2 separate regions of the Mus musculus genome follow, and region 1 is linked to region 2. Evidence: chromatin loops called from intact Hi-C (ENCODE). Cell type or tissue: left cerebral cortex. All regions are shown on one strand. Links, peaks and the distances in the headings refer to the core of each region. The heading gives the core; the rest is flanking DNA. Region 1 overlaps Fam163a (family with sequence similarity 163, member A). Region 2 has its middle 20 kb from the start of Abl2.

Region 1 (12,175 bases), core at 2,136-10,135, 450 kb before region 2:
CCTCCAGTTTCTGCCCCCATCGAGGAGAAGTGGCTTGCCTGTGTGTCCCCCCCAACCCCCCAGCCTCTGACCACAGGCCCACGGTACTGACCTGGAGCCTACAGTAGCACAGGACAGCAATGATACAGAGGAGGATCACTGTAGCTAGGATTCCGCCAGTGATCACAACCGTTCCCGCTGTCATCCGCCCGGCGCCCCATCAAACTCTGCAAAGATGTATGCCGGTAAGTGAGGAGTAGTTGGTCCACATTCTCTGCACAGCAGTAGACAGGAGGACAGGAGCTGAGTGGACCCAGGCCCGCATTGGTTTCCTGAAGGGCAGAGAGGACTTGCTATGCTTAACCCAGAGTGGGATGGGGGCCTCCGCTGCAGGAGGGAAAAGACAGAGAGTGCTGACTGCTCCATTTCTCCTTGTGTCACCTGGTTTCTCTCTTTGCCTCCTCCGTTACTATTGTTACTATTGTTGTTGTTGTTGTTGTTATGTATATATGCGTGCCTGTGTGTATATGGGGTAGATGTGAAGACCAAAGGACAACCGTGGGTGTTGTTCCTATCATCATCATTATTATTTTGTTTTGTTTTGAAACAGGGTTTCTCCAAGTTACTCTAGCTGTCCTGGAATTGGGTCTGTAGACCAGGCAAGCCTTGAACTCACTTTCCTCTGCCTCCCAAATGCTGGGATTAAAGACATGCACCCCCCCCCCGTCTTCTTTCCTCTCTCTCTCTCTCTCTCTCTCTCTCTCTCTCTCTCTCTCTCTCTCAGACAAAACCTCTTACTAGCCCAGAACTTGCCAAGGAGGCTAGGTTAGATGGTCAAGGAGCCCCAGGATTTGCCTATTTCAGACTCTCATCCTAGTATTACAAATGCCCGTCATCACATCTGACTCTTTTTAAATGTGAGGTCTAGGGAGCAGACTCGGGTCCTCTTTGGAGACTGAACCCAGGTCCTTATGCTTGCAAAACAAACCCTATTATTCCTCCTCAGTCTTCACCTCCTTCATGACTTCCTGCTCTCGTAGCTAGAAGAAGAAATACCAGAAGGGCGTTGTCTGTGGGGAGTTATGCTAAGTATTCCCCATTTCCCACAATGCCTCAGGAATCGTCACATTAACCTTTTGAGACAGCTACTCACTATCCATGTTCTGCATATGGGGCACTGCCCTGAGGCTTTGACCTATTTGCCTGGAATTGCACCTAGCCTGGCTCCCCCTACAAGCCAAGCTCTGTATCACTTCTCTCTTGGGGACAAATATCATTGGCTTCTGAAACGTTGGGGACATGAGCCCAGAGAGAGCTGGCAGGCAACATTCTGGATCCAAGAAGGCCATGACCAGGCTAGGAAAACTGGTCTTGGTTCTTGGAATCAAATGAGCAGGACAGAGGCAGGCTGTGGGTCAGGCCATTGTGGCCTTTGGCAGGCCAGTGAGAACTGGTTTCTGAGCTTCCAGGCCTATGGGGACCCCACCCACACCCCTGCTGGACAGTGGTGGCTTCATGGCTTGAGGATGGAGGGAGGATTTCAAGGACTTACATTCAGTGAAGGGAGCGATGACCTGTAAGACAGCAAAAGGGACAGAGATATTGGGAAGAGAATGTTACTCCCGACAGCACTTGGATATCCACTGTTATCTCAAACTCAATACCCACAGGAAAAAGGCACTATTTTGCTCTAAGTTGTCCCTATCTGTCATGATTCCACTGCAGCTAGGCCTCAGCTGCACCCTACTTACCAAGCCCTGAATCCTGTGTGGTCACCTGGATGAAGGGGTACCCATTCCTTCACTCAAAGGTGCCATTTGCCCACCAGGTGCTCTTAGAAAGCCTGCTTCTTGTTGGGGTTGGTCTGGTGCAGCTATGTATTCAAATACTAAACACTGCCCCCCCCCCACTAAATCTGGTTGCTCACCCCATGAGGAGATCATCGCGTACACCACGTGATGCTATGTAACTGTCCTCCCCAAGTTAATTGGTCAGTAAAAAGCTAAAGCCTGTGATTGGGCAGTAGATAGGTGTAGGCAGATGTAGGCCAAAGAGGAAAGATGAAGAAGAGAGGCGATGGAGAGGAGAGGAAGGAGCCATGAGGAGATGGACCATGAGCACGTGGCCAGGAGAAACAGCAAATATCAAGGGACATGTGGCTGGGATATAAGTTAGAACAGCTCCAAAATCTGCCTGATCTAGGCTTAGAGTTTATAAAGAAAATACCTGAGTTGTGTGTCTTTTATACAGGCTAGCTAGACTCTATCATTGCTTTTACAGCTTCTACTGCATTTAGAAGTACCAAGCAGCCTCGCTGCTACTAACCTGGCTGTGAACCAGCAGTGTGGGCCTGCGCTTGCAACAAGGTGTCTCCTGTTCACCACAGAGCCTAAGGAGTGGGAATTTGCATTTTAAAAAAAGTCTTGGGGCTGGTGAGATGGCTCAGTGGTTAAGAGCGCCGACTGCTCTTCCGAAGGTCCGGAGTTCAAATCCCAGCAACCACATGGTGGCTCACAACCATCCGTAACGAAATCTGATGCCCTCTTCTGGAATGTCTGAGGACAGCTACAGTGTACTTACATATAATAAATAAGTAAATCTTTAAAAAAAAAAAAGTCTCAGGAGATTTATTTGCACATGAGTCTGATCAGAGGTGCCACGCTGTTCTGGCTGAACTATCTCAGAGACTTTTGGTCGTCTTTGGTCTTCTGTCCCCTGTGCCAGTTCAGGCTGAACTGGTGTACTGGCTTCCTAACGAGCCTTCCTGGGTTTGTGTGTGAGACCTGTGCTTTCCACTGTGGTTCGGCCTTTCTTCAGCCCCTCCTGTGCCTGCCTGTGACTCCAGCATCTTTCTAGCACTGCCTGAAAATAGATACATAGTTTTAAGTTGACTAGCTTCTACCAAAATAAGACTTGAAGAGTGGAATACATGGGAAGGCACTGCGGTCGGGAGGGCACTGCGGTCGGTCGGATCCAGAATTGGGACGAGAGCTCAGGAATGGGGCAGCCAAGTAAGGCTGCTTGGTGCCTTGAAGGATGTGTAAGATCTGAATACATGGAGAAACATGATCACATACCACCAGAGCCCCTCAGGACTTCCCATCACCACCAGCGTCAAAGGCTCTGCCCTCCCCAACTTTCCTGCAGGTTCACCTTCATTTACCTTCTACTCAGCCCCCATTGTTCCTTCAGCTGAAGCTCCTGCTCCCTGTAGCAGTCCTGGCTCTTGTGTATGTGTGTGTGTGTGTGTGTGTGTGTGTGTGTGTGTGTGTGTTTGCTGATTACTGATCTTACAAGTCCGAGATAAATCCTGTAAGCTGAGAGAAGGTGGTGCTGATAGAAACGAAGCAGTCCAGGGGTTGAAAAACACGGGGGTGGGGTGGGGTGGATTGGGGAGGAAAAGGAAGGGGGAGGGGAAATGGCTGGTGAACAAGGCCCTGAGAACTAAAAAAGTCTGGGAAGGCTGGGACTCACTAGGAGTAGGCATGAAGTAAACAGGGTTTTGTTGGAGTGATGTTCTTGTGCAGTGGGTAAAGACTATCCTTGTATTATTCAAATGTTGGTGAGAAATCAACACCGAGAGATGGGTAGAGGCCGACTTTGGTTTTGTCTCGGTGTTTTGTAAACATTCTTCTCCGCCATCCTTGGGTCAATAAAGAGCTTCTCAGACAATTGCAGAGGAAATGGGAAGGTTGGACTTCGGATCCCAGCCCCCTAGGGGTCCCAGGGAGAGAGAAGGATGCGAAGGACCACAGGAAAAAAGATAGAGAGACCATGGGGAGAGATCAGGAGGATTTGCCAGGAGATAGCCGTGACAGAGTAGGACGTGGACCAGAGCGAGCCAGGGCGATACAAATTGAAGGTCCTCTGGCTGGGAAGTAGCCTTAGAGTTGGGATAGCTCAGAACCTGCAAGCCTAGGTTTGCAGCTTGTTAATAAACTTAATAGACCTTTGTGTCAGTTATTTGGGAACCAGACTGGGCTAAGAGGCATAGAAATTCCCTGCAGTTACTCTGGTACAAAGAGGGTAGAAGAAAAGTCCCGAAGACTTCGAGTTACAGGGCTTCAGGACAGAAGAGGAGCTGAGACTCGATTCCTTTGGAGGTGATGGGAAGTCCTGAGGGGCTTTGGTGGCATATGATCATCTTTCTCTACTTGTTCAGATCTCACACATCCTTCAAAGCACCAAGCAACCTTCCTTGGCTGCCCCATTCCCAAGTCCTTGCCTCAATTCTGGATTCTACCGCAATATCTTTCCCCTTTCCATATTCTATTTCTCAAGTCTTATTCTAGTGGGTACTAGTGAATATATATATATATATAACATATGAGTGTTTTGCCTGTGTGCATGCATGTGCACCACATGTGTGTACCTGGTACCTGAGGAAGCCAGATAGGGTTTTAGATCCCCTGGAATTGGAGTTACACATGGCTGTGAGCTACCCATGTGGATGCTGGGAATTGAATCAGGATCTTCTTGGGGATAAAAAAAACAAAACAAAACAAAAAAACCCAGCAAGGGCTCATAATTGTGGAGCCATTTTTCTTTTGATGCAAAAATACCTTAAGCCTTCTACTAAGTTGTGTATATTGCGGGGGCTTTGGGGGGGTTCTGCCTGAGATTCAATAATAAAGACATGGAGACATCTCTATGGTATGAGGCTGTTATGTTAGCCTGTTTGCTAGGGCAGTCCCTCAGCCACACATGTCTCTCCACCAGGCCTCCCTGACCCACCAGGCCCACCCTGACCAGGCCTCCCTGACCCACCAGGCCCACCCTGACCAGGCCTCCCTGACCCACCAGGCCCACCCTGACCAGGCCTCCCTGACCCACCAGGCCCACCTTGACCAGGTCTCCCTGACCCCACCAGGTCTCCCTGACCAACCCCTGCTCTGCTTCAGTCCCTCTGCCCCAGCTCCTATGGCAAGCAAGCTCTTTATCAAAAGCCACATTCCTTTCTCCTAGAAAAAAAAATCTATTAGTGTAGGAGAGGCTCTACAGTCTACTCATTGTGAGCAGGGCTAAGCCCAGTCCAAACCTCAGCGTTGCCTCTTGGCAAGATTAAGGGCAATGTGACCTTCTGTGACACCCCCCCCCCGCCCCGTGACAACTTTTTAATATGATAATATCAGAGAATCCACTTGGCACAGTGATTAACAATTGAGAATGCTGGGACACACTTTCTTTTCTTTTCCTTTTTAAAAATTGGTTATTTTTTTATTTACATTTTAAATGGTACCCCCTTTCTTGGTTCCCCCCTCTAGGATACCTCCTATCCCATTCCCCCTCCCCCTGCTTCTATGAGAGTGTTCCTCCACCCACCAACCCACCCACTCCCACCTCCCTGCCCTTGATTCCCCATATACTGGAGCATCTATCGAACCTTCATAGGACCAAGGACCTCTCCTCCTATTGATGCCTGACAAGGCCATCCTCTGCTTACATATGCAGCTGGAACCATGTGTACTCCTTGGTTGGTGGCTTAATCGGGGGGGGGGTGCAGTCTGGTTGGTTGATATTGTTGTTCCTCCTATAGGGTTGCAAACCCCTTTAGTTCCTTCAGTCCTTTCTCTACCTTCTCCATTGGGGACCCCATGCTCAGTCCAATGTTTGGCTGCGAGCATCTGCCTCTGTATCTGGCAGGGCCTCTCAGGAGACAGCTATATCAGGCTCCTATCAGCAAGCATTTTTTGACATCCACAATAATGTCGGAGTTTGGTGATTGTATATGGGATGAATTCCCAGGTGTGTCAGTCTCTAGATGTCCTTTCCTTCAGTCTCTGCTCTACACTTTTTTTTTGTTTTGTTTTCTTCGAGACAGGGTTTCTCTGTGTAGCCCTGGCTGTCCTGGAACTCACTATGTAGACCAGGCTGGCCTCGAACTCAGAAATCCACCTGCCTCTGCCTCTCAAATGCTGGGATTAAAGGCGTACACCACCACCGCCCGGCTGGGACACACTTTCATAGCCGGTTGATACAATATGTGTGGGGGTAGGTTACCCCAATAGTTGTAACCTGTCTTACATTGTTTCCCACACTTGCTGCTCCAAACACTATACACCGTGCCATGATACACAGCGGGTATTATGTGCTTAATAAAAATTGGGAAATTGGTTCCCAGTAACACATCACAGGCTGACAGGTATTACACTAACTGACCACTAGGGGTCAGCAAGCTACAACTTTTAATTCCACCTGCAAAATTGAGCATCTCATTGAAGGTGGATTTGGCTCTGCCCAGATGTGTGCTAGGCCTTGTTTCTGGTGGTTCCTGAAGCATCTGGGTGGTAGGTGGGAGGAGGAGATGAATCTCATGCTGGAGAGAATTTATATGATGCCATGATAAGGTCAGTGAATGTCCCCCTCCTTCCATGTCCCCTAAAACATGTAAGGCACGTACAAAATGTGTACATGCCAAGGCTGCTAGCAAGACAGAGGCTTTCTTTTTCCTTTCCTTCCCTTTCTCTTTCTCTTTCTCTTTCTCTTTCTCTTTCTCTTTCTCTTTCTCTTTCTCTTTCTCTTTCTCTCTCTCTCTCTTCTCTTTTTTCTCTTTCTCTTCCTTCCTTCCTTCCTTCCTTCCTTCCTCCCCTTCCTCCTCTTCCTCCTCTTCCCTCCTTCCTTCCTCCTCTTCCCCCTCCCCCTCCCCCTCCCCTTCTTCTTCTTCTTCTTCTTCTTCTTCTTCTTCTTCTTCTTCTTCTTCTTCTTCTTCTTCTTCTTCTTCTTCTTTTCTCTCCCTCCCTCCCTCCCCCCTCCCTCTCTCTGAGGCAGGATCCCAATCTGTAGCTCTGGCTGGCTCGGAGCTTTCTATGTAGCCCAAGCAACATGTAGCAATCCTCCTGCATGAGGATCTCAAGTGCTGGTATGTCAGCTGTGAGGCCACCATACTGGCCTTGAAAGCCTTAGTCCACTCTGCTGGGATCTGTAGAAGACAAGGGCTTCCCCTTGTAAGAATAGTGCCTCCCTCTCTGCACTAGGCCCTGGCCTCCCCTCTGTGTGTGTGTGTGTGTGTGTGTGTGTGTGTGTGTGTGGCCTTGCATACTGCCCTTCTTTCCCGTGTGGATATAACTATGACTTGCCTCTAAGAACCTGCAAAAGGCAACAAAGATAATAGGAATAACAGGATGAAAAGGGAATAGGCAGGTTCAAGGTGCATGCTCCTTTGTCACGAGGCAACTCTCCCTTTGCTGGCTTAGATGCTCTGAGCTGCTATGTTGGGAGATCCATGTGACCTGAGAGTGTAGGCAGACTGTGGCCAATCACAAGCTGGAAGCTGAGGCTCTTTGTCCATGGCTCAGAAGTAACAGAACCATCACAGCATTCATGAGATGCACACATGAGAACAGAAGTAAGTCTGTTTCCCATTCACTCACTCAAGCTTCCAGATGGAACCACAATCCCACACCTCAGATGCAGGCTCTCCACCAGTGCCGAAGCAGTGGCCTTAGCTCCGCATAGCAGAATTCCCGACTCACAGAAACTCTGAGATGTTCTGTGTGCATAGTTTTTTAAGCTGCTATACTTGTTTCATAGCAAAAAACAATTAATATACCTTCTTGCATCTTTCCAAAATATAAAATAAAATAAAATCTCACTACCCAGGCAGAGAGGCCAGACTTCTCAGAGATCTATCTCAATCACAGGGTAGCAGGTACAGAGAGCCAGGAGGATCTCCAGGCTACTGCTGGGCTCCCTCTGCCTCTTCAATAGCTTCATAAAAAGGAGACCAAAGTTCCTGTGTTCCCACCCGGGTCCCCTCAGAGCTGGGCAGAACAACTCGCTGGTGGCTAACCCGAAGGAAAAGTGTCCCCAAAGGAAAACCTCCCCACTGAAGAATTCTGAGGGCCTGTTCTCTGAGTCTAAGGCTGTTACTGCAGGCCCTCGGCACCCCCCTTCCTACCTGGGGCCCAGATCTTCTGGGAAGAAAGCTTCGGCCTGTGCTTTGTACTTACAGGAAACAGCTGGAGCAGCGGTGGCTCACTCATGCAGGCTGAACATGAGCAGATAGCAGCTGGGGAGGCATCATGGCCAAGGGCATCATGGGTCCCTGCTGGAGAAGACAGGAGTGGGCAAGGTTACTGGGATGTGGAGGTTGGTCAGACAAGCTAGAAGTTCTTCAGTTCTTAGAAGACCATACTCAGCTCCTTCTTCTTTCAGCTCTGCTGTCTATAACCCTCCGTCCACTTCAGGAGGAGAACACGGGGGCAAGAGGCTCAGTGGGGACAGGAACCCACCTACAACCTTTCAAACCCCACTCAGGTATATGTGCTGTGTATGGTGCTCAGCCTCAGGTATCTGGGAGGGGATCTGATCACTAGTGACATCTATGGAACCAGCTACCACTGAGCACACTCTGTTTCTCTACGCTCTGAAGCCGGAGCTCAGGGGTTGGTGCAGATCTAAGGCCAGTAGGACTTGGGAGCAGAGCTTGGGAAAAGTTGAAAAGAAGGCTGATGGTCACCCAGAGAGTGACCCTGTCCACACATCACCCTCCTCTTCCTTCTGGGTAGTTCTTGCTCCTGACGCTGGAGATGCCCGACTCAGGCTTGCTTTTCTCAAGGATGTTCCTGCCCTTTGAACCATAAGGCAGGTATGAATGGGAATGCCTGATGCAAAAGCAGTAGCGGGTCCCTTCTAAGGACAGGCTCAAGATTCAGACTCCCTTTCACTAGCTAACTCCCTCCCTTGCTGGCTCTAATGCGGCCAGTGGTTATGTTGTAAGGCCTATTTGGGCAGATTTTGTCAAGAATCAAGTGGGAACTGGCCTTCTGTGCTCCTACTGAATTTGGAGTGAGATTAAAGCATATGAATAGAACTCAGAAGACCACAGAGTATTCAGGCAGGTTCCCTATTCTGGCCATGTGCTGAATGGACAGTGGAAATACAAGGTGTCTGTCTCAGGATCCAGCCCCACACTCCACACACACATAAGGGGAATCAGTTATTTGGTGAAGAGCTAGAGAGGAAATCTCTTTGGCAAAGCCATTGCTGAGCTGTGAAGGCCTCCTTCCCACCCACTAGCGAGAAGAGCTGTGGCTGATCCACTGCTCTACCCAATAGTTAGTGAGCCAATCCCAATGGGTGGGTGGCTCCCAGATACCCAGGGGCTAAGCAAAGAGTTACCAAGAGGCCCCTGGAAAGAGCGTGCTGCATGGGGCTTTGCTCAAGAACAAGGTCTTGAGATTCCTTTTAAAGTATAGTCAGCGAAGACATCTCTCCAGCTCCCCTCTAATCAAAACAAAACATCACAACAATCCCCACAAATCACACCTCAGCCCAATCCAGCTGCTTTTTATCTTATTTCCAAAAGACAGTTGCTGGTGTTCTTATAAACTGTAGAGTGCCAGTCATAAGTCATAACCAGCCTGCTCCCATGACTTTCAGTGTAGAAATATGAGTCACAGACATGCAAAGACTCTTTTTTGTTTTTGTTTTTGTTTTTCGAGACAGGGTTTCTCTGTGTAGCCCTGGCTGTCCTGGAACTCACTCTGTAGACCAGGCTGGCCTTGAACTTAGAAATCCGCCTGCCTCTGCCTCCCAAGTGCTGGAATTAAAGGAGTGTGCCACCACGCCTGGTTTGCAAAGACTCTTAAAAGAGCTGGCCCCCAACATCTTATTTAACAGGGAGAAGCCAAGTTCAGAGAGGATGAGTAACTTGCTCGACCACACAGCAGGGTCGAGACAGATGCATCTGGAGAGGCACTGGGTGTGGAGCCTCTGGTCCTGCTGTCTGTCCTTCCAGAAGGGCTATACAAATTTCACCAGGAGCCGAGGTGTCCCCTGGAGTGTACTTTCTTGAAGCAGGTTTGTAGTAACAATCAACCAAGTTACAGGTTAAGAGGCAGAGACCGCCCAAACCTCCCAGAGCCACACCCACAGTGGGCGGAGTCTGTATTGTACCAGGCTTAGATCTTGCCATCTTGCCGTCTGGCCCTTTGGGGAAGTGATACAGGAATGGAGGTCTTTGGGAGGTTTCAGTCTGGAGGCAGCAGGGGTGGGGTGGGAAGCATGTAGGAGGGGTGACCTTGTAGAATCAGTGACATCATCTGGTACCCACGTCAAGGCTGGTTCTGGGTTCGGTGCCCTTCGGGCCGAATACATTAGTAGTCCTGAGGTGGGAATTCAGAGCACATCAGCCTGGAAGGTGGAGCATAGATGGGGAAGGACACTAAAAGCCACTCTCCATTAAACTAGAGATCTCTGCTCTCTCAAAGGGACCGCCCTGCCATCAGTAACCCCAAAGGGTCACCTCATTCACTTCCTGGGCGACTAAAGATGCAGAAGGCAGGCTGCAGCTGGCACCAACGTATGTGATTAATGGCCTCTGCCCCTGCTCCACCCTGTTAGGAGCACAAATTAATTGAGTGGGGGCTAAGCACCAGCTGATGTCAATTTCTTCTGATGCAATTAAGCCTTCGCCAGTCATTTATTAACTGGTGAAATTGACACAGCAGGTTAGCAGCTGGAGGAGAGGGACTGTTGTTTCCTTGTAAACTGTCTAGGACAGCAAGCCTCAGGCCAGGCTGGTGAGAGAGGGAGGCTGAGGCAGGGTGGGGGTGGGGCTGAAGCTCAAGCATCTGTTGTTTCTGTGCCCACTGATGAGCCCTGACTCTCAGATGAGGGTCTGAAGAGTTGCTTTTGCCCCAGATAAGTAACCTCAGGCTCCCAGAGACGTGTGCTGTTGGAAAAAACAACACCTGCAGAGCATTAAGAAGAGTCAAAGCCATGACATAAAAGGGGGTCTCTATCATGTCACCTTGGCCTTGGTGTGTCCTAAGACCCTGCAGGTCCTTGTGCCGAGACATTCAAGCACAGCCCACGATAGGCAACTTCAACACTACCAGAAAAAGAACAGGGGGCAGAATCCATGATTCTAAATACGGTCAAGAAGACAGTGAAGGGTAACCATTATAACTCCACCCCTTGTCACCCAAACACATAATTTTAAATCCTAGGCCCCTAAAGCCTCATTTTCATCTCATAATGAAAATGCATTTCACCCACCTTTAAAAGCCCTCAAAGGCTTTAGACAGTTTTGACACTGTTTAAAAGTTCAAAGTCACTTCTGAAATGCAAAGCTGTCTTGTTTTTATTTCTGCAAGTGTGTGTGTGTGTGTGTGTGTGTGTGTGTGTGTGTATGTGTGTGTGTGTGTGTGTGCGTGCATATAAGATTGCATATGTGAGCCAGGAGGAGAGAGAGAGACAGGAGGAGGGTAAGAGAAGACATCCTGGGAGAACACACCTGAAGCCCAAAGAACAAGATCAAACATGTCTAAAAGGCCCCGTTCCTGGTGCAAACTGTCCAACAGCATCCACTGAGCTGTGCTCTTCACAGGGGGTGCTCTCCCACATCCTGCAGTGCGGCCTCCCCTCTCTCCCCACTAGCCTTCCTGACTTGATTGCATCCCTCTGAGAACATCCCTGCCGCAGTTACCAGATGGATAAGCTTCCCTTTCTGAACCTCACCTAGTGTTCTTGCCTGTTAACTGTCGGCCCCCACATCAAGGGAGTCTTTTAAAAAACGATACCCTTATTTTAAATCAAAGTTTCACCTCCAATTCTTGACAGATAGTTTGATGGTTTGAAAGAAATGGGCCCCCAGGGGCTCTCCCATGTTTGGATGTTTGGTCCCCAGTTGACAGAGTTGCTAGGGACAGACTTTTAGGTTCTAAAAGCCCATGTTATTGCTAGTTAATTCTCCCTCTCCCTCCCCCCTCCCCTCCCCTCCCTCTCCCCCTCCCCCCTCTCTCTGTAGATCAGGATGTAAGTGCTCAGCTGCTGTTCCAGTGCCATGTTTGATGCAGTGCTCCCCAGCAGGATGATCATGGATGTTAACATTCTGAACTGTGAGCCCAGATTAAACGTTTCTAAGTTGTATCGGACCGGGGTGGGGTGGGGGGTAGATTGCATGTGTGAGTTTGTGTGTGGAGGCCAGAGGTTGGCACCAGGAGTCTTCCTTAGTTGCTTTCCACCTTATTTTTTGAGGTTGGGTATCTAACTTAAACCCAGAGTTCGTCGGCTTGGCTGGTCTAGCTAGCTGAGTTGCTCCAGAGTCCCCTCCTCTACTTCCCCATTTTGTGGGAGACCAGGGGCTAAACTCCAATTCCAGGAAGATAATCACAAAGTCCACCTGAGCAATCATCCTATAACAACCTGCCCTTAGCAATAGTCAGGCTACAATAGTAGGATCGAGGTACAT
Region 2 (12,175 bases), core at 2,406-10,405:
TCTCTACACACACAGGTAACACATGTGCACACATGCATGCATATACATTACATACACACACATACCATACACACACACACAAACACACACAGGTGGAGAGTAATAGAGGAAGACACTGGAAATTGACCTCTGGCTTCAGAACATAAGCTCACACACACCAAAAAGAAAGAGAGAAAGAAAGAAAGAAAGAAAGAAAGAAAGAAAGAAAGAAAGAAAGAAAGAAAGAAAGGAAAAGAAAAAAATAATAGGGGCTGGGAATGGCTAAGTGGTAGAGTATCAGCGTGTACTAGACCCTGATTTCAGTTCCAAGCACCATAGTCAATCAACCAATGAGACATTATGGTGATAGGTCTCATACCCTTCTGTGAAAATATCTGGCTATAGCCCAGTGTCCAACCCAGTTAGGTTTCTATTGCTATGATGAACACCATAACCAAAACTAATTTGGGGATGAAAGAGTTTATTTCACTTTACAACTCACAGGTCACACTCCGTCATGGAGGGAAGTCAGGACATGAACTCAAGGGAAGAACATGGAAACAGGAACTGAAGCCAAAACCACGAAAAAGTGCTGCTTTGTGGACTTACTTCCATGGCTTGCTCATCGAACTTTCTTTTTTTTTTTTAGATTTATTTATTTATTATATGTAAGTACACTGTAGCTGTCTTCAGACACACCAGAAGAGGGCATCAGATCTCTGTTACAGGTGGTTGTGAGCCACCATGTGGTTGCTGGGATTTGAACTTTGGACCTTTGGAAGAGCAGTCGGGTGCTCTTACCCCCTGAGCCATCTCACCAGCCCCTCATCGAACTTTCTAATACCATCCAGGATCACCTAGCCAATCGGCACTGCCCACAGTAGGCTGGGCCCTCCCACACCCATCATTAAGAAAATGCCCCTGAAGATGCACCTACGGGCAATCTGATATAGGTATATTCTTAGCTGAGGTTCCTCTTTCCAGAGAACTCTAGCTTGCATCAAGTTGACAAAAAACCAAGCAGAACAGTAGAAACCTAGATCTGCATAATTATAGTGTGAGCCTGGAGGAGAGGCAAGGCTCAGCAAGAGAACTGCTGTGTCAGAATTCTACTTATACCCTATGATTCTATTTACACTTATTGATCTTATAAATGTGAGTGTTTTGTCTGCATGTATGCATGTGCCCAAAGTGTGTGCCTGGTACCACACGTAGGTCAGAAGAGAGTGCTGAATCCCCTGGAACTAGAATTACAAATGGTTATGAACCACCAGGTCAGTGCTGGAGACAAACCCGGATCCTCTGCAAGAGCATCAGATACTCTAAACCACTCGGCCATCTCTCAAGCCCCTTGCAATGACATTTATTTTAAAAATGTCACACCTCTGTTTACACATAATAATTATAAGTAGAAGCTGGGCAGTGGAAGCACACGCCTTTAATCTTTAGAGGCAGAGACATGGGGATCTCTGTGAGTGTGAGACCAGCCTGGGCTACAGAGTGAGATCCAGGACAGCCAGAGCTACAAAGAAAAACCCTGTCTCGAAAGAAAGAAAGAAAGAAAGAAAGAAAGAAAGAAAGAAAGAAAGAAAGAAAGAAAGAAGGAAGGAAGGAAGGAAGGAAGGAAGGAAGGAAGGAGAGAGAGAGAGAGAGAGGGAGGGGGGAAGGAGAGAGGGAGGGAGGGAAGAGGGAGGGAGAGAGAGAGAAAGAGAGAGAGAGAAAGGGCTGGAGAGATAGCTCAGTGGTTAAGAGCACTGATTGCTCTTCCAGAGGTCCTGAGTTCAATTCCCAGCAACCACATGGTGGCTCACAACCACCTGTAATTGTATCCGATGCCCTTTTCTGGTGTTTCTAAAGACAGCAACAGTGTACTCATAAATAAATTAAATAAATCTTTAAAAATAAATAAAATAAAAAACAAAACAAAAACAAAAAAAACAAACAAAAGAAAAAAACCCAAGTCATACTCCAAGTCTTGCTCCTGCATCTTTGACCTGGGGTGGAAGAAGCCAAAAATGGATAAATTCCCACTCTGTGACCACGAGGTATCAGATGAAGATGAGTGCCTCTCCTCTAAAACCCTGGAGGCCATGTGTGTGACAAGCAGCAGGTACAGTTGTGGCAAGATGGCTGTCTTATTCGGATGAGGCTCCACCCTTTCCCATCATCGACATCACAATGCTGTCCTGTGCAGAGGATGAGAGACTCCCGGCAGAAACTGGGCATCTGTGAGAAGCTCCAGAGCACAGTGGCCAGGTTCCTATTGTCCAAGCATCAAGTTCATGAACACCAAGCTGCAGAACTAGGAACGTGAGATCGAGGGCTGTGTAGGGCCAAGTTCAAGGTCCCTGGCTGTCAGAAGACCCACATCTCAAACAAGCAGGGCTTCTTGTTTTGAAAACATGAGAAGCGCTCATTTCTGACGGCTGTGGGATTAACTATGTCTCTGCGTGTGGTCCTCTGGACAAGTAGTAGGCCTTGAACTTGTGAGGGCTTCCTCCGTGCTCAGAAATCATGCCCTACCAGTAATGTTCACTGACAACTCTCACATCCAGCCTCCAAACAAAACACCCAATACAATATGATCGACATCTATAGTATGTATACCATCCAGGACCATATATACGTGTTTTGGGGTTTTTTTGGGGGGGGGGCGGGTTGAGACAGGGTTTCTCTGTATAGCCCTGGCTGTCCTGGAACTCACTCTGTAGACCAGGCTGGCCTCAAACTCAGAAATCTGCCTGCCTCTGCCTCTCAAGTGCTGGAATTAAAGGCGTATGCCACCACTGCCCGGCTTATACGTGTATTAATATACGAAATTGTCGAGTATTTTAAAAGTAATTTTTTAAATCTAAAAAGAAAAGAATAGTAACAAGGAAGAAGTGGGGGGGTGCAGAAGAGAAGAGTGAGGAGAAAGCATGACTATTTAAACCTCTACACAGAGCAGGCAAGTCAACTCAGCGGTTGAAGGTGCCTGCAGCCATGCTCATGGCCAGAATTCAATCTGCAGGACCCAGGACTGGAAGAAGAGAACTAATTTCTGGAAATTGTTCTCTGACCTCCACAAGTGCCGTACATAGCACGTCTACACAAATACTCACAAAAATAAATAAAATAAAACAGCAACATCAGAGCTGGGGTAGGACTTAGCGGTAGAACCCTTGCCTTGCTTGTAAAGGCCCTCAGTTTTATTCCAGGTACCACAAAAATAAGTAAAAATAAAAACAAAACAAAAAACCCAAAAGCTACATTAAGAGCTTGCTGGCGCTTGCAAGATCACACAGAAGAGTGTGACAAACACTTGCACTATAGCAGTTCTCATAAAAACAGATTTCCTTGACCAGTGGCAGCGCAGGCCTTTAATCCCAGTACTCAGGAGGCAGAGGCAGACGCTTTCTGAGTTCGAGGCCAGACTGGTCTACAGAGTGAGTTCTAGGACAGCCAGGGCTACACAGAGAAATCCTGTCTTGAAAAACCAAAACCAAACCAAAATAAAACAAAACAAAAAAATCTCCAAACCAAACCAAACAAACAAAAATCCCATGGTGCTGCTATTTATTGACTGAGTATTTTGGCTGCCTTGAGTTTCCTGTCTGAGAACTGGGATAATAATAGCACATGGGTTTATTATTAGGTTTTAAAAAGACGTGTATAAATGCTTAGTATCTGAAGCACAGTGACCAGCACCCAGTAAGTAACTATTATTATTTTAAAGGGTACAGATGTGAGGGGAAATGCTATCGCCCAAACCTATTCCTCAAATCCCATTCATCAGAGCTTCTCTTTAGCAACCTCCATCCTGTCTGGATGTCTTTTCACCCCTTGCACCACTAGTGAACACCCTGTCTTAGTTAGGGTTTTATTGATGTGAAGAGACACCATGACCATGGCAACCCTTACAAAGAAAACCGCTTAACTGGGGCTGGCTTATAGATTAGTCCATTATTGTCAAGGCAGGAAGCATGGCCACATACAAACAGACATGGAGCTGGAGGAGGAGCTGAGAGTTCTACATCTGGCTCTGCAGGCAGTAAGAAAGAAGACTGAGACACTCGGCTTTGCTTGAGCTTCTGAAACCTCAAAGCCTACCTACTTCCTCCAGCCACCCCACAGCTACTCCAACATGGCCACACCTCTTAATAGTGCCAGTCCTATGAACCTCTAGGCCACCTTCATTCAAACTTCCACACAGCCCATATAAATTCCTTTTTTAAAAAGTATTTATCCCTGTGGCATACATGTATACACAGTACTCTGGTCATTTTCATCCCTCCATTACCCCTATTCCTCTCCCCTTTCTTGTGGCTTTCTATCTAGTCCTATCCCATGCTACTCTCTCTTATCTAAGTACAATCCAAGTCTCTACTCTCTACTTATCTAAGTACAATAAAGGAAAAATGATGTCAAATAATAAAAGATATTTATTTTTTTAGATAAGCCTTGAACTCATAGAGATCCCCCTGCTTCTGCCTGCCATTCACTGGGCTCAAAGGTGTGCACCACACACCCAGCAATGCAAAGATTCTTTTAAGAGGGCCCATAAGGCTGTGCGTGACAGCACAGTGCCTGTGGTCACAGAACTTGGGAAGCAGACTATGCTGGTTCCTTTTTGTCAGCTCGACACAAACCTAGCTATATCTGAGAAGACGGAATCGTGAATGAGAAAAACGCTCCATAAAATGGACCTAAGGCAAGCCCTGGGAGCCATTCATGGATTAATGATTGTTGTGGGTGGACTGAGGGCACCTCGGGCCACCAGTGCCAACCCTGGACAGATGGTTCTGCCTTGTATGAGAATGCAGGCTGAACAAACCTGGAGCAAGAAGTAAGCAATGTCCCCCTGCCCCCCTAGCTTCTGCTATGTCAGTTCCTACTTCCATGTTCCTGCTTTGAGTCCCCTCCCTGAGTTCCCTGTGTGCTCTGGTAGTTGTGAGAGGAGATAAACCTTTTTCTCCCCAAGCAGCTTTTGGTCACAGTATTGTATCACGGCGATAGGCACCCCATCTAAGACACAGAGAAAGGGGGACAGTGAATCTGAGAACAACCCGAGCCACAAAGCAAGACTTTGTCTCAAAAATAGAAAACAAACAAGCAAACCCAAAAACAAAATGAGGGCTTGGCAAGATAGCTCAGTGGGTAGAGGTGCTTGCTACCAGTCCTGGCAACGTGAGTTTGATCCCTGAAACATGATGGAGAGAGAGAGAAATGGCTTCTGCAAGCTATCTTCTCATCTTTGCTCAGACATTGTGGTACATGCCCGTGCACGCATACCTCTCCAAATAGAAACTAAATGTAAACTGTTCTTAAAAGCACTGACTCCCCAGTTTTCAGCCTTGTTTGTATATGTTAAATACCTAGAGGGTCATTTAAGATGTATTTACTTATTTAATGTCTGAGTGCTCTATCTGCATATACACCTACATGCCAGAAGAGGGCATCAGATCACATATTATACAGATGGTTATGAGCCACCATGCGGTTACTGGGATTTGAACTCAAGACCTCTGGAAGAGCAGCCAGTGCTCTTAACTGCTGAGCTATCTCTCCAGTCCCAGACATTTTCTCCTCCTCCTCCTCCTCCTCCTCCTCCTCCTCCTCCTCCTCCTCCTCCTCCTCCTCCTCCTCCTCCTCCTCCTCCTCCTCCTCCTCCTCCTCTTCCTCCTCCTTCTTTTTAATAGATTAAGTGGAGGGCCATTTAAACTCAGCAAGATTATGTTCAGTTAAGACATTATAGATTCTTTAACCTATGTTGATGATAGAAGGTCTTTTTGAGGTTGGCTTTTGAGTTTGGGGCTTTAGTCTCTTCCAAAATAAGCTTTTTGTTCTTTGAGACAGGGTCTTAGTATGCAGTCCTGGGTGGCCTGGACTTTACTATATAGACCAGGCTGGTCTCAGACTTACAGAGATCTGCCTTTCTCTTCTCCCCAACATTGGGATTAAAGGCCTATGACACCCTGCCAGGCTAGGTAGAACTAAGCAATTTTTCCCTTGGCTAGTTTGGAGTTCGCTTTTGAGGCTCCATCGAATGCCCAATGGAACCATACAAATGATTACCCCCGCTGTAACCCCAAAGGTCTTTCAGATGTCCTGTGAACATTCATCTGCGTATTCAGCATGGGCTTACAGTCAAAAATGTTAGTAAAGGACCTTTACAACTTGAAAGATCATGACAGAGACACTTTAAGTCTGAGTCTTGTTTGTTTTGTTTTTTTGAGACAGGGTTTCCTTGTGTTGCCCTAGCTGTCCTGGAACTCTGTATATCAGGCTGGCCTCAAACTCAGAGATCTGCCCATCTCTGTTTCCTGAGAGCTAGAATTAAAGGTGTGTGCTACCACCACCTGGCTAGGCCTGAGTTTTATACTATTCTTTCCTATTGGGAATGCCCTGCAGATGAGAAAGCTACTCTGAGAGGTTAGACTATATAGCAATGATATTGAATATCCCATGTGATCATATGGGTTCCAGAATGTATTTCTGTTCTTGTTTTGTGTGTGTGTGTGTGTGTGTGTGTGTGTGTGTGTGTGTGTGTGTGGCATGCATGCACACATGCCCAAGAGTCTCTTCCAAACCTCTCACCTATTAATACCTAAGGAACATGTGTTGTGTGAATGCATGTGGATGACTTCATTATTCTTTTACACTTTGTTTTGATCCAAAGCACCACCTGTGAGTCACAAGTATTCCCATGTTCTTTTAAAATCTCCAGTCTGGGGATGGAGAGAGGGCTGAGTAGTTAAGACTGCTAACTGTTCTTGCAGAGGGCCAGAGTTCAGTCCCCAAGGCCAACTTGCTTGCATACATTAACAGTCAGTAACTCTAATGCCATGGGATCTAAAGCTGTCTTCTGTCCTCTGCTGGTTTCTGCACTGTAAATGGTTCCCATATACTCATACAGGCTCAGACAGGTACACATAAATAATAAATAAATAAATCTTCAGAAAAAGAAAGAAGAGGCAGCCTCAAGTCTGAGACGAAATACAGTAGCTTCAAAGGGTATGGTAGGCAGTCTACTTAAAATGTGATAAATTCAGGCAGATAATTAATTTCAATGAAGGAAATCTTGCATTTCAATTTTTAGGAGGAAACAAATGTAGAAGAGGCAGATTGGCCTTGGAGAAATAAGAGGAAGGGGGAAATGCATCTTTTGGAGCCAGATGACTCTGGGGAGGGCTTGGTAGCCACTCCCTGTCATTTCTCTGTCTAAGGGAGACATCTAGAGGCTGCTGGATGGTTCTGTTCTGTCTGTCAGGAAAGGCTTTTCCAGATGGCTTCCTCACAGATCCCGTCACAAATCAGAGAGCACTGATCGCAGTGGACAAAGCCCAACTGCTTTGATATTAATCTATGGCTACTTATGATTACAGAGAAGAGAAGAGTAAAGTATAATAGGTGGGAGAACAGTCGTGAAGGACATTAGGGACAACTGAGGAAATCCGAGTATCGACTGAATTCTGGTCGACGTGACTGTGTTGATGTTTATTCTTTCATTTCCCTCCTGCACCTTCTCCTCTTCTTTTCTTTTCCTTTTCTTCTTCTTGTGGCAGGGTCTAGCAATTTGCAGCTCACACAACCTTTTTTGCCTCAGGCTCCCAAGTAACTGGAACAATGGGTGCTCAATAACACATCTGGTCCAAAATTGTTTTTCTTAGGTGTGGTTAGTACATTGTTGATCTTGGAGCTGCAGGCCTCGGTGGTCGTCCAGGATAAGGAAGAGGCTATCATACTATTTTTCTTTGCAAAGTAGCAAGGAAACTTTATATAAAAGCAAAGCTACGTGGAGTGTGGTACACTCCTTTAATCCCATTACTTAGGAGAAAGAGGCAAGTAGATCACCATGAGTTCCAGACCAGCCAGGACTACATAGTGAGACCCTGTTCTTTTTTCTTTCTTTTTTTTAAGAGAGAGAGAGAGAGAGAGAGAGAACTAGAAAATATCATCCTGAGTGAGGTAACCCAATCACAAAAGAACACACGTGGTATGCTTTCACTGATAAGTGGATATTAGCACAAAAGCTCGGAATACCCAAGATACAATTCACAGACCACATGGAGTTCAAAAAGAAAGAAGATCAAAGGACTCCAGTCCTTCCTGGAAAGGGGAATAAAATACTAACAGGAGCAAATATGGAGACAAAGTGTAGAGCAGAGACACAAAGTGTAGAGCAGAGACTGAAGGAAAGGCCATACAGTGACTGTCCCACCTGAGGATTCATCCCATATACAGTTACCAAAACCTGACACTATTGTGGATTGCCAAGAAGTGCATGTTGAAAAGAGCCTGATATGGCTGTCTCCTGAGAGGCCCTGCCAAAGCCTTACAAATACAGAGGAGGATGCTCGCAGCCAACCACTGGACTGAGCCCCAGGGTCCCTAATAGAGGAGTTAGAGAAAGGACTAAAGGAGCTAAAGGGGTTTGCAACCTCATAGATAGAACAACAATATCAATCAATTAACACCCCCCTCCCAGCTCCCAGGGACTAAGCCACCAACCAAGAAGTACACATGACTGGCTCCAGCTGCATATGTAGCAGAGGATGACCTTGTCATGCATCAGTGGGAGGAGAGGCCCTTGGTTCTATGAAGGTTGGATAGATGCCCCAGTGTAGGGGAATCGAGGACAGGGAGGTGGGAGTGGGTGGGTGGGTGGGGAGCACCCTCATAGAAGCAGGGGGAGGGGGAGATGGGATAGGGGGTTTCCAGGAGGGGGGAGACTGGGAAAGGGGATAACATTTGAAATATAAATAAAGAAAATATCCAATAAAAAAAAAGGAAGAGGGGCCGGGTGTGGTGGTACACGCCTTTAATCCCAGCACTTAGGAGGCAGAGGCAGGCAGATTTCTGAGTTTGAGGCCAGCCTGGTCTACAAAGTGAGTTCCAGGACAGCCAGGGCTATACAGAGAAACCCTGTCTCAAAAACAAAAACAAAAACAAAAACAAAACAAAACAAAAACAAAACAAAACAAAACAAAGGAAGAAAGAAAGAAATCCTTGAGTAAGAAAGCACTCAAGGATTTTACTTCTTAAAACAAAATAAAAAACACCTGAATACAAGTGTGTTGAGCAGGGTAGCTTGCTTGAGGGACTGGGAGCCGGTAGGAACTCCACAGGAAGACTGAGAGTCAACTAACCTGGGCTCTTGGGACTCCCAGAGATGGAACCACCAACCAAAGAGCATACATGGGCTGGACCTAGGCCTCTCCCTCTGCCCACACACACCTATGTAGCAGATGTGCAACTTGGTCTTATCCAGGTCCCCCAATAACTGGGGAGGGGGTTGTCCCTGACTCTGATGCTTGAGTACAGATCCTGTTCCCCTAACTGGCCCTCCTTGTTTGGCCTCAGTGAGAGAGGGTGTGCCTAGTGCTACAGTGACTTGATATGCCAGGGTGGATGGATACCCGGGGGGACCTCCCCCTTTTCAGAGAAGGGGATGGGAAAGAGGGGAGAGGCTGTGTGAGTTGGAATAGGGAGTAGGAGGGGCTGCAATCTGGATGTAAAGTGAATAGATAAATAAATTAATGGGGAAAAAATGATCAAAATCTGAACCTGGTGGCACAGGCCTGTCAATCCTGTACTGAGCAGCTGAGGAAAGAGGCTCATAGGTTCAAGGCCCGCCTGGGCTACAGAGTCACTTCAAGGCCAGACTGAACATCTTCAGGGAGACCCTAGTTCAAATCAAACGTGAAAGATAAGCCTGTGGTAGTTCATGTCTTTAATCCCAGCACTTGGGAGGCAGAGGAAGGCAAATCTATGTGAGTTCCAGGTCAGCCTGGTCTACAAAGTGAGTTCTAGACCAGCCAAAACTACACAGAGAGACCCCTCTCTTGGAAAAAGAAAAAGGGGAGGGGGGTGCTGAGGAATAGCTCAATGGTGGAACGCTGGCTTAGCATGTGATCTCCAGCCCACTTAAAACAAGAAACATGACCGGAAAAGGTCACCTAAAACGGGTGTGGTAGCACACTCCATTGTCCCTGGCACTCAGAGGAGGGTAGATCTCCTTGAGTTCTATGCCAGCCAGGGCTATATAATGAGACCTTGTCTCATAAAAGCAAAGCAAAACAACAAAAGAAACAAGCAAGACACAACAACAGAAACTTGAGCTTGAGCGGAATATTGCTGCTTGCCTGTAATCCCAGCAACACAGGTAGCTGAGGCAGGGGGAGCATACCTTGAACTGGACCTGGAATCAAAACAACGGAACCGGGGCTGGAGAGATGGCTCAGCGGTTAAGAGCACTGACTGTTCTTCCAAAGGTCCTGAGTTCAAATCCCAGCAACCACATGGTGGCTTACAACCATCTGTAATGTCATCTTGGCATCCTCTACTGGTGTGTCTGAAGACAGCTACAGTGTACTTACATACACATAATAAATAGGGGGCTGGTGAGGTCGCTCAGTGGTTAAGAGCGCTGACTGCTCTTCCAAAGGTCCTGAGTTCAAATCCCAGCAACCACATGGTGGCTCACAACCATCTGTAACGAAATCTGATGCTCTCTTCTGGAGTGTCTGAAGACACACTACAGTGTACTTACATATAATAAATAAATAAATATTTTAAAAAAACAAATAATAAATCTTTTTTTAAAAAACAGAACTGAATTTGCATCTGCGTAACCACCAACGCCCCCCCCCCCCCTTTTGTTGTTGCTTTTGTTGTTGCCTGTGTGGAAACAATGTTTCCTGCCTCTGGCATCTCCAGGTCAGGGATCGCTCACAGGCTCATCCTCTGTGCTTTCTATCACCTCTGCTGTGCTCAGCAAACACAAACACTTGGTGATGCTAGAAAGCTTCACACCGCCCACCCGCCCTGCCCCTGCCGCTGCCAGGGTCTCTCTGGGCTGCCTTCCTCCCTTCCCCCAGCCTAGCTTCTCAGGCTGACTCCTGCGGGTCCTCCGGATTCCTGTACTGGAAAAGCCGTACTGTCCTACTTCTCGGCTGGTAGATCATTTTCCCTGCCTCAGCACTTAACCCAGTCTAGTCTAATTATCCGTTTTCTTGACCGATATCTCCCTAAGACTACAGTTTCCTGGAATAGATAAGAACTCTTTTTACAGCTGTAACCCGAGTCCCTGACACTGCACCTGCACAGAAGGGCTTGAGGACTTACGCGAGCGAGAATGGCCCACACCAGACTGACCAACGTTTTAGAGCATCAAATGGAATGCAGCTGTACTAGAGAGACTAAATATCTGTGCACATCATAATTTAGCATAAATACGAAAATAGTTGCTTGATATGAAATGGATTTTAATTAGGATTAGGATAGAAAATCTTAGAAATTACGTTTTATAAAATTAAGTTCTCTTCAAAAGTACTCTCTACTTATTGAACTACTTTTAGACATGTAAGAAGAGGGCATCGGATCTCATTACAGATGGGTGTGAGCCACCATGTAGGTTGCTGGGCTACAGAACTCGGGACCACTGGAAGAGCAAGCAGCCAGTGCTCTTTCCCGCAGAGCCATCTCTCCAGCCCTTGAACTACTTTTAAACCTTTAATTTTAGTTACTATTATTTTGTGTGCATTTATGTAGAGTCTGTGTAGAGATCCTAGGACAGATCGTAGGAATCGGTTCTCCCCTTCTATTATGTGAGCTCTGAGAATCAAATAGGTTATCAGGTTTGGTGGCAAACTTGCTGAGCCACCTCAGTCCTGTCTGTAGCTCAGTATTGCTTTTACAATGCAGTTATATCAAGAGTATGTGTCTTTACTTGTATCTAGTATTTCAAGTTGTAGTACTGTTTCTAAAACCAGCTAACTATCTTATATTTTCTACATGTAGTCATGCATGAAGGTAAATATTTCCCCAACAATTAGACCACCTATTTTTCTCCTATTTTATTACTTTAGCTAGAACAACAACCTTCATATAGACACCATTGCAGTCTGCAAAGATTTTGCCATATTTATCTCAGCAAGGGGCTTTCTCAGTGCCCAGATTCTCGAGCCTATATGAACCTGTATGTGGAGAGCTAGAGACCATGTGTCTCCCTTCCTTATACTTGGAAAGGCTCTTCAGTAAGCTCACCAGCACTGGAGTTAAGGTCTCAGATGGATTTTACTCTAGCTACCTAGACCAGCTCCAAGTATCCTCCCAGAAAGCATCCACCAGCCTTATGATGGCCTCTTCACACCTGAAGGCTCGGGCACAGTCACAGCAAGCCCCTTTTATTATAAGACTTTATTCCAACCAAGAC

What was found. Peaks named below come from ENCODE experiments on the same cell type or tissue, not always from the same donor. Only the 100,000 strongest peaks of a DNase experiment are listed, where the experiment ranks them.
Region 1: it touches region 2 in a loop (5-fold over the local background); 14 of 42 quality-filtered maps call a loop at or near these places.

Annotation. Positions count from the first base shown.
Region 1 is chr1:156,079,861-156,092,035 of GRCm38, forward strand. Fam163a (family with sequence similarity 163, member A) reads right to left here. Exons shown (of 5, transcript NM_177838.3): 2 at 7,929-8,026; 3 at 1,532-1,553; 4 at 92-311. The coding sequence starts at 184. Among named protein-coding and RNA genes, the nearest start is that of Tor1aip1, 49 kb to the left of the region's middle. In left cerebral cortex, for the core only: a CTCF peak has its summit at 6,132 (motif pointing right); DNase peaks (open chromatin) are centred at 6,167 and 7,276.
Region 2 is chr1:156,533,173-156,545,347 of GRCm38, forward strand. It overlaps the pseudogene Gm17975. Among named protein-coding and RNA genes, the nearest start is that of Abl2, 20 kb to the right of the region's middle. In left cerebral cortex, for the core only: CTCF peaks have their summits at 5,397 (motif pointing right) and 7,204; a DNase peak (open chromatin) is centred at 7,193.